2 separate regions of the Homo sapiens genome follow, and region 1 is linked to region 2. The links are chromatin contacts, found by Hi-C or POLR2A ChIA-PET in ENCODE. All regions are on one chromosome and are shown on one strand. Each heading gives the region's core, a stretch centred on a gene start or an enhancer-like site at or near the end of the contact. The rest is flanking DNA. Distances are from core to core; before and after follow the strand shown. Region 1 holds the start of AARS2 (alanyl-tRNA synthetase 2, mitochondrial). Region 2 overlaps SCIRT (stem cell inhibitory RNA transcript).

Evidence for each region. Hi-C counts contacts between places; a loop is a spot of excess contacts on that map. ChIA-PET counts read pairs that join two places held with the same protein, here RNA polymerase II (POLR2A). Pooled maps may share reads with other maps.
Region 1: a loop to region 2 is called in a pooled map, with 2.5 times the contacts of the local background. The contact joins the promoter of AARS2 here to the enhancer-like site in region 2. A Hi-C loop is called at or near these places in 1 of 50 pooled maps. POLR2A ChIA-PET finds 5 or more read pairs at or near these places in 2 of 52 experiments (GM10248 and MCF 10A).

Annotation. Positions count from the first base shown.
Region 1 is chr6:44,312,048-44,316,750 of GRCh38, forward strand. It overlaps AARS2 (alanyl-tRNA synthetase 2, mitochondrial), which reads right to left and starts at 1,300. Exons shown (of 22, transcript NM_020745.4): 1 at 1,034-1,300; 2 at 25-216. The coding sequence starts at 1,276. It overlaps LOC124901322 (a long non-coding RNA gene), which reads left to right. Exons shown (of 3, transcript XR_007059594.1): 3 at 2,104-2,500. RefSeq lists an enhancer at 1,045-1,604.
Region 2 is chr6:44,047,837-44,052,807 of GRCh38, forward strand. The region is part of intron 1 of SCIRT (stem cell inhibitory RNA transcript); the gene reads right to left. Among named protein-coding and RNA genes, the nearest start is that of SCIRT, 24 kb to the right of the region's middle. RefSeq lists enhancers at 1,302-1,451, 3,785-4,379. Within about 2 kb of position 1,540, at least 7 of the 41 ENCODE cell types and tissues checked have a DNase peak (open chromatin) inside an H3K27ac peak, as active enhancers do.

The sequences.
Region 1 (4,703 bases), core at 50-2,549, 260 kb after region 2:
GATCACTGATCCCCAGAGACTCACCTTAAAATATTCACCCCCAAAGGCCCAATTGCCAAGCATTTCAAAGAAGGTATGATGGGAAAGGTCTCGACCCACATCTTCCAGGTCGTTATGGTGTCCTCCAGCTCTCACACATTTCTGGCTGTTGGCCACACGTCGGAAGCCTGCCATCTCGCTTCGTGGATCCACGGTGCCCAGAAAGATTGGCTTGAACTGGAAGCACATAGAGTGGGGAGGGGGAGAGGGATATCCAATTTCTCAGTAGAAGGGAAATGTGGGGAGTGAGGATAGGGATGGCTGTTCAGACCGAAGGCTGACTGTGCCCCTGAGAGTGCAGTGTAATCTTGGTCTATGAGGACAAACTGGGAGCCTCGGGACAGCCATCTCTGGTGTGTGGGGAGCAGAGAAGAGGTAAACAAATCATGAACCGGAGACCCTCTGCCTAGTAAAATAGGCAAGGTAAAAGAAGGAGGAATGTGTTGGGAGCTGGAAATGGGACGCTGAAAGGTGGCATCCTCCGTCTCAGCTTCTTCAACCACACCCAATAACTTCAGGGAACAAAACTGAGACTCATTTAGTAGGGAGCCCAGACGGCCTCTAAGGTTAACTTATGCCGCCCCTATTTTACAGATGAGGACAATGAAGTCTAGAAAAGATGAGTGGTTGATAAAAACCAAAACCTTAGAGAATAGTACTCAGCAAACAATAGGTGATCAATAAACATTTAATGAAAGCGTTATCTTTATTTAAATAACGAATAAATGAAATCAGACTTCTCCCTCGGGATTCCACTCCAGCCATTTCTGGACCTAATACTCAATCCCAATCCAGAAGTTCCCAGCTCAAGCCCTCCCCAAGCCCTCCCTATACTCTGAGCGCCGTACCCCCATCACTTTACCCAACCAAGCACCGCCCTCTTTCCCCAAAAGCTACGAACTCCGCCTCTCGCTTCTTTTGCCCAATCCTGCAGCGTCTTTCTCACCAGAAAACTCACGAACTCCGCTCCCTATCAGTATGGTTCGGCCCTCACCTGGTTCATGCCCGCATTGACAAAAAGCAAACTGGGGTCGCCGCGGGGCCGCACGGAAGCGGAGGGCACCAGCCGGTGGCCATGGCGGTCCCGAAAGAAGTTCAGAAAGGCGGCCCTCACGGCCGAGGCCTTGGCTGCAGGGGGCTCCGATGAGAGCGGCCGATGGCTGAGGCCCCGCCATGCGGGCGACCTTCGAATGGCCCGCCGCAGCCTCCGGGCTGCAGCTGCCACTGACGCTGCCATCGTAGCTCCGGGCAGTGACTTTACGTGGTCAAAGAGTGACGAGGGAAGGAAGCCAGGCGTTTCCTACAGCGGCCCCTGGCGGTAGGAGGACTCAGGGGGCGGCCTCTGCCGCCGGGGTGGAAGCGATCGATTGGGTCGCTGGCAGAGTCTAGCACAGCGCCCGGCACATAGTAGGCTCTTAATTCATTCGGCATTAAGCAAATATTCATTGAGAGCCTACTATGTGCTAGGCATTGTTTTGGGCTTTTAGGGTACAAAATTGACAAAATGCCCTGCCCACTGAAATCCGTATTCTAGCAGTAATTGCTGTTGTGCTTATTAGTTTTGCAAAGTTACAGATGGGGTTGCAATAAACAGGTGTGGATTCAACTTCGTGTGTGTGTGTGTGTGTGTGTGTGTGTGTTTTGTGTGTGTTTTTCCAGGCTGAGGGAAGAAGGCAGAGAGTGACAGGGGAGTATCAGCATTCATTCAAGAGGTATTCAACAAATATTTATTGAAGACCTAGTATGTGCTAGGCACTGTTCTAGGCATTTGCCAGTTTCCTTGGACCTTGGCATCAGACACGGCCATTTTTGCCCGTGAAGCAGGAGTCTATAGGAGAACACAGAAGCCAAACAGCATCTGCTATATTATTAATTGCCTAACATTTGGTCTTCTCATTTGCCTGGGGATCAGAGAGAATCCAGGTCGTCAAGGCAGGAGGAAGCTGTTGGCTAATAGCTGCAGAGATTTCACTCTCTAAGCCTTCTAATGCCCTAAGGTTTTGTGTGTTTTCGTTTAGGATAAGAGATATACCTGTTCTACCTCTCCCTTCTGTCTTTCCATAGTAACAGCTGTGACCCTGAAGCCAACAGGCCCTTGTGGATGCAATCAGGGTGCTCATGGGGCTTCTCATGATGCCCTTGGCTTGGGAAATTAAACAGATTGGGAAGACAGAAGAGAATCTGCCAAAGCTAAAACTCAATAGAGGTTCCAGAGCTGAGGTCAGTGTAATAACCGAGAAGGCCTTAGCCATCAGGGTGGTCTCTTTTAGCCACGATTCTGTGTGTGTTAAGTTATTTGGGGTCTTTGTATACATAGTTTCTCTGCGGAATCTACATTGGACTTGAATTTCTATAGTGATAGTAAATTCTTAACTTTGTGTTCTGACAGCACCTATAACTCCTATTCCATGATCCCCTTTTTCTCCCTTTGCCCACATAGATTAAAGGTGTTGTTTTGAAAGTGTGTTTGGCCTGTTTTGGTTTTTCCAGTGTTTCTGGAACAGAAAGCTAAAGCCAGCTGGGGATTTCTGTGTGATTAATGACTTTTTTATTTTTTTGAGATGGGGTTTCACTCTTGTTGTGCTGGCGTGCAATAGCACAATCTCGGCTCTCTGCAACCTCTGTCTCCCGGGTTCAAGCAATTATCCTGCCTTAGCCTCCTGAGTAGCTGGGATTACAGGCATGCATCACCACGCCCGGCTAATTTTGTATTTTTAGTAGAGATGGGGTTTCTCCATGTTGGTCAGGCTGGTCTTGAACTCCCGACCTCAGCTGACCTGCCTACCTCAGCCTTCCGAAGTGCTGGGATTACAGGCATGCACCACTGCGCCCAGCTGAGATTGATGATCTTTAGACAAGACTGTGAAATTATTTCCCAAACTGAGATGGGAGTGTTTTGCCATACAAACCTGGCAGGGCCTCTACTCAGTACTGACATCAACTTTTTTTTTTTCAGATTTTGCCCAGAAAGTCATTGTGTTACATTAGAAACTCCAAACATGGATCTAGTGTGGAGCCATATAATTTTTTTAAAACAGCTTTATTGAAATATAATTTACATGCTATACAATTCGCCCATTTAAATAAAGTATACAGTTCAATGCCTTTTAGTATATTTACATAGAGTTGCCCATCCATCACCACAATCACTTTTAGAACATTTTCATTACTTCCAAATAAAACCCCAAATCCTTTAGCCATTAACCCCCAATCGTCTCATCCTTCCTAGCCCTTGGCAACCACTAATCTACCTTCTGTCTCTACAGACTTGTATATTCTGGACATTTCATGTAAATGGAATCATGTAATATGTGGTTCTTTGTAACTGGCTTCTTTCACATAAAATAATATTTTCAAGGTTCATCCATGTTGTAGCATGTACCATGGATTTTTAGAAAAATGTTTTTAGTTGTTTTCTGTTTGAAGTAGGTTTTTCTCTCATCTAATTTTGTCTTTGCCACTAAAAATGATAATTTTCTTTTCTTTAAATGTGGTGCTCTTTGGTGAATCATTAGGTTCTTTTTAATATTTCCCAGTGAAGCAAAGCGGTTCATCTAGGATTGGGACGTGTCTGTTCTGGTTTGCAGCTGTCATCTGATGAGGAAGTTAAATTGAAGGACTGCAGTTTCCCAAGATAGATGGAGGTGGAGAAAACTCATCAGACAGGGAAGTTACCAATCCTGGGAACTTCTCTGAAGGGTACTGATCCACTGTCTTAGTATTTATGGGAATTTCATTTTGAGGTTTAACATGCAAATGGGGTCTGCTTTTTGCGAGTTACTCAGCTGGGTTTTGTGAGCAACATTTGGGGTGCTCCTTTCATTGTTTAAGACAGTGGTGCTTTATCTTCCCTGGAGGTGGGATTTACCCTTACGTTGCCATTCGACCTACTTATCTTGGTAGGTTCAAGGCATCCAGCCATTCTTTGTGCTCTCCCTTTCACCTTGTTTAAAAGATGTAACACTCTTATTCTAGGAGTAGAAAGTGTCCTTTCTGATTTCCCGATTGGCTTTGAGAGCAGGACCCCAAGATCAGTGAGACATTCTGTCCTGGATTGATGGTCAGAGAAGACAAAGGGAATTTTCACTCTTACTAAGCATGGGGAACTCAACTTTGGGAATTTCCTCTTATAAATCATAAAAACAGTCTTTTAGCGTCTAGGTTAAAAAGTCAGCCTACGACAGGTGTTTCTGATTTGATGTGTTTATTTATGGCATTGGCTTATCTGGATTGTGAAAGCAACCAACACTTGCCAAACATTAATATGCATATGGATCTCCTGCGATCTTGTTACATATGCAGACTATGATCCAGTAGGTCTGGAGTAGGTGAAATTCTGCATTTCTAGCAGGCTCCCGGTGATGCTGCTGCTGCTGCTAGTCTACTAGACCATACCTTGAGTGACAAGGGTGTAGTAAAGGACTTGTGAGGGGAGTCTGGACACAGGCTTTAGGAAACGTTCTTTTGCCTGGTCCTGGGGCCTAAGACTCAGGTGCCCTTAGGTTCTCCCTTTCTCCTGGGAGGGGTGCTCACCCAGAGTAGGTGGGTGTAGCTGGGAGCTCATCGTGCGCAAGAGCGCTCGCCCCCTTCCTTCCCCCAGCTTCTTAGGGAAGTGAGGGTGGTGATTGCGTCCGCCTGTGGCTTAGAGCCGTGGAGGTTAATGT
Region 2 (4,971 bases), core at 290-2,789:
GGGGCCACCCTTTGGCTTATATCACAATGTACTTTTTTGGGTTCACTGTCCGTTCCCCTAAGGCTCTTGGCCTCCCATGAAGGCTGGGGCCCTGGCAGACAGAACCAGCAGGTGCTACCTGGGCTGCACTCTGAGGCAGGCCCTGTGCTGGGTCCTCTAGAAAGATAGGCCAGCCTGGCCCTGCTGAGAACTCGGGATGGAGCAGGCTCGGGAAGCCAGGGGTTCTACTGTTTCCTTTCTCACCCTAGGCCCTGCTGGGGACCAGGACCTGGAAATGAACATCAGAGGAGGAAGGCCTCAGTGTGGAAGGGTATCAGCCAGCAGGCAGAATCCAAGGAGAGGGAAGAGCTAAGATTGGGCCATCAGAAGCCAGACTCCCAGTCCTGGGGCAGGAACCCAGGGGGGTCAGGGAACAGTCCCAGCAGAAGAGAAGGTGAATGGGAAGCTTCCCTCCATCTGCCTTGGCTGCTGCTCAGCTGGGAGAGGCTTCTACAGAGGTGAAGGACTCACTAAAAGCGTAGGGCTATGTGTATGTCTTCCCCAAACCCCTGCAGCAGTTCACCAGCCTCTTGGCAGTGGTGCAGCCAACCCCCTGCCCAAATCACCAATGCTCTCGGTACCAATCAGCAGAGGTTAGATGCGTGCTGGCCTAGTGCGTGCTGGCCCCTGGCAATGGGCCAGAAGTACAGAAGATTTGGTGCTGGCGTGACTGGAAGGCTCTCTGCACAGACATCCTTACGACCCCCTCCACACACAAACACATTTTCAAGCTTAAGGATGGGGCTTGAGAAGGTGGTCCATTTCCCCTGGGCAGCCATGAGATGGGGACCTATGTCCCTCACTCACACTGGGCCATCCATGCTGATGCTGGCCAGGAGACCCACGTTAGCTTCTGACTTTGCCATCAACCTGCTAGGTAACCTCAGATAAGCCCCATCCTCCTCTCTGTAAAGTGGGTGCAATAATCCCTGCTCAACTCACCCCACAGTGTTGCCATAATGATCAGATGAGGTTGTGCCCATGAAAATGCTCAGCGAACTTTAGAATCTACAAAATGAAATGTTTCTGATTATCATTCTTGTTGTTATTATCATCTAAGGAAACTAACTCTGCTGCCTTATTGAAATCAGCAGTTTCATCTCCCTTCGAGATCCCCTTGCTCAGCAACCATCACGGCTCCCCTTTGCCTACAGGACAAAGGCCACATTCTGTGGTCTAGATGTTCATCTGGCCTAAGCCTACTTTCCAGTTTTATCTCCCTTGCCTTTTAGTCTCACTGGTCCTTTTGGAGTTCCCCCAGCACATTTTTTGTCTTTCTGCCTCCATGCCTTTGTCCATGCTGTTCCCCCTCCTGGAACGCCCTCCCCCATTGCCACCTATGGAATTTAACTCCATCTTTCAAGACCAAACTGTGGCACCAGCTCTTCCATGAAGCCTCTCTCTCAGCTCAGCCAGAAGTGCTCTCTCCTTCTCTGTAAGGGACGTGGTTTTCATCAAATGCCATGACACTTTCTGGCACAGAGTTAGTGCTCACAAAATGAAAGTTGCAATGACCACGCCCTGCACTCTAAACACTGACTCATTTCATCCTTACTACAACCCCATGGTTGTGTACTATTAGCATCCCCATTTTCCAGATAGAAAAAATCAAGGTGTAGAAAGGCTAAATACCTTGCCCAAAAGAGCATCAGACCAGGGCTTGAACCTGATCAGCTGACTTTGGAACTCGTATGTGCCTCTAATCATGAGGAACTGCACCATGTCTATTTATTCAGTTTTGCTGTCCCCTGCCCAGCCCAGGGCCTGGCTTGGAGCAGGTGCTCAGTAAATATTTGCTGGCTTCAGCACTCATTCCTCAAGCCTCCTGTGCACAGTCATCTCACTGTCCTGGGAGTCTCTTAAAGGCAAGGCCCAGTGGCTGGCTCAGAGGGGTCCCAGGAAACGTGGCCAAATGGCTCCACTCACCTGCATATCCATACATGTCCTCATGCATCAGAGTGCCAGACTAAGGCTGGAAGAGATAGGGCTGCAACCCTTGGGCCAGCAGCACGAGGCTGTCTGGTAGCACACTTGGTGACCAAGTTGGCTGCTGGACAGGGTCAGAGATTAACCCACCCTCTGTGGTCATGACAGGGTGTCAGGAGAGCCCTGAGCAGGGTGGGGAGGGAAGCAGGAATAACTCTCAAAGTCTGAGTGCAAGGAGCTCTAGGAAGCACCTAACCCAATTATTCACTCCCATTTAACAGATAAGGAAGGTGAGGCACTGGAGTTGGAATGACTTGCTGGAAGATGAAGAGCACAGAAAAGGCTTGCAAAGGTGCCAGCATTTCTGGGCCTTTCCTCCTCACCCTGTAGGTGGGCACGGGCCCCCTCCTCCCCCTTGGAGAGCTTGATAGTCACCCCCATGTAGCCCAGGAACCAAGAGGCCTGAGCTCTTTGGTGATCTCAGCCCCAGAGAAAAGGGTGCCCTCAGACAGCTTTGCTAGGCTGCTGTGCCCAGCCAGCAGCAGCCCCTTCAAAGAGAACAGGGAGAGAGGTTGGGAGAAGGCCAGCCACTAATTGTGGAAAATAAATCAGAGACATCTAAACCACACAGTTGAAGAAGGGCCAGTTGCACACAGACATGTTTCCTTTTGTGTTCTTGCTCACCAAGTTTAATTGTTAATTGAAAGCTGGGAGTTATATAAGTTATGGGGATACCAAAGAAGGAGTTGGAACAAGCTGTTGAAAATTACCCACTTGCTGAGTGGTTTGTGAGGCAAGGAGGGGTCTCAAAAAAGCGGGCAGCTGACCCCAAGAGGGCAACCAGAACAAAACCATCCGCTAAGAACTCTCTCCATCTGCAGCCGCATGATTCCTGGAGCTTAAGAGCAACGAATGTGTGTTCAAGCTGCTGATTTCCCACAAGTGCACATGGAAATTCAAAAGTAATGCCATGATATTGATTATCAGTTTAATAATCAGACAAAATCTCCCACATATCTGACCCTGCGCCACTTGTAAGCAGGGCTGTGTCTCCCTCTCTGAGGGGGATCCCTGGGGACAGGGCTGTGTCTCCCCTTAGACTGGGGCTCCCTGAGGACGGGGCTGTGTCTCCCTCAGACTAGGACTCCCTGAGGCAGGGGCGTGGTTTCTCTATGAAATCAACCTCACCTCACCAACCTGGGTTGAGGAACCAGAGACCTGCAGCCACCTGTCACCATTGGAAAATGTCAGGACACACCCTCATGTCAGAGTGGGAAGGGTTAAGACAGAGCTTGGAAACTGCAGTTCTCAGGAACACCTTTCTCATCAGCCAGCCCTTCCTGTCCTGACTGCTGCCAGGACTTAGATTGGCCTCTGATGGGTTCCAGCTCACAGCTAGGCCTCCTGCATTCTGACCCTCAGGCAGTGGTGTCCTGTAATGACCCACCACGGGTATTCCCAGCCGCCTGAGCCAGGGAGGGCTGGCATTAGGATGGAGTGGGATGCAGGGAGGGAATGGGCAGCACTGCCATGGGGAGGAAGCAGAGTACAAGGGAGGGGACGCTGGGGCCTGAGGCCCTGGGACCTGGGGTAGGAGGAGACGGTGAGGCCTGGGGTAGGAGGGGATGCTGGGACTTGGGGTAGGAGGAGACAGTGGGGCCTGGGGTAGGAGGGGACACTGGGGCCTGGGGTGGGAGGGGACGGTGGGGGCTGGGGTGCCAGAGACTCCCTCTGGCCACCTGGCCCTGTAGCCTGGAAGCCCAGGGTGGGGTGACATGGGCTGCCCTTCCCACATGGGCTAGTTTCTTTTGCTGCCACCAGACCCAGGGAGAGGCCTCCTTATAGCCTCCAGCCTGGGCAGCAGTCCGTGGCTCTCCCGAACCCCTCCTCAGCCATGAGTCATTCCCAGCAGTCTGCATGAGCCAAGGCAGCAAACCCCATCCCACAGCCTGCAGAGAGCCTGGGACAAACTGCATGACTGGCCAGATGCAGGTGCCCAGCACAGGAGCATCCAGCCTGGTCTGGATGGGAAGACTGAATCTTGGATCTTCAGAAATCCCGGCTTTGGTTTCCCAAACACTGTCTCTTCCCCACCCCCACCTCCCAGCTCCCTCCTTGCCCGGCTCACTGAGATTGTGGTGCATTTCTCATTTTTACCTTGTCTCTCACCCAGACCTCCTCTAAGCATCCTTGGGCCCTTCGGGACTCAGCTCAAATATCTTCCACCCTGGAAAGTCCCCTGTTCACCTTTTCGCACCCTTGGCTGCATAGGCCCACACCTCTTCCTTGTTAGACAGGGAGCTGCAAAGAGCAGCCGGGACTCTATTTCATCCTTTTCTGTCCCCTAACAGTCAGAGCAGCGCCTGGCCCATAGGATGCGCTCGTGATAGCGTTTCCAAAGACGGATCCAGCCAGGAGTTAGATAAAACCACTCAGACCCTAATAACCAATATTTGCTGGTCCCAGCTGCTGACAAAGTCCCAACTATTCCTGGACAGGTCAAGGAGGCTCTCTGCCTAGTACAATGACCTGCTACAATGACCTGGTATCACACTCCCCAAGGACCACACGCAAATGGCACCACTGATGTGCCTGAGCCTTCAGGGTGCCTCAAAGCTGTATAGTGGTGTGTGGTAAAAAGCAGAGAAGGCTTCTTACTCCCCTTCTGTTCCTCTCTGAGAACATCCAAAACAGAGCTGCTGTGCCCGGCATCTTTTAGAAGGTTAGAAGACAGTGTGTGGTCAGTGTGGGGACTGATTTCAACATCATTCCACCCCCTGCTGTGTGCCTTACTGGCCTGCAGAGACAGGAAGAGCCAAAAAACTACATTTCCCAGTCTCCTCCCCTGCTGTTGGGATTGGGATATAATTCAGGTTTAGCCAATCAGATGCACGTGCATGAAATTTGGAAGGCTGTGCTTCTGCAGCGCCAGCTGCTTTCTGGGAATAAGAAGGGGTGTGTGTTGTTGTTGTTGTTGTTGTTGTTGTTGTTGTTGTTTTGCTGCAG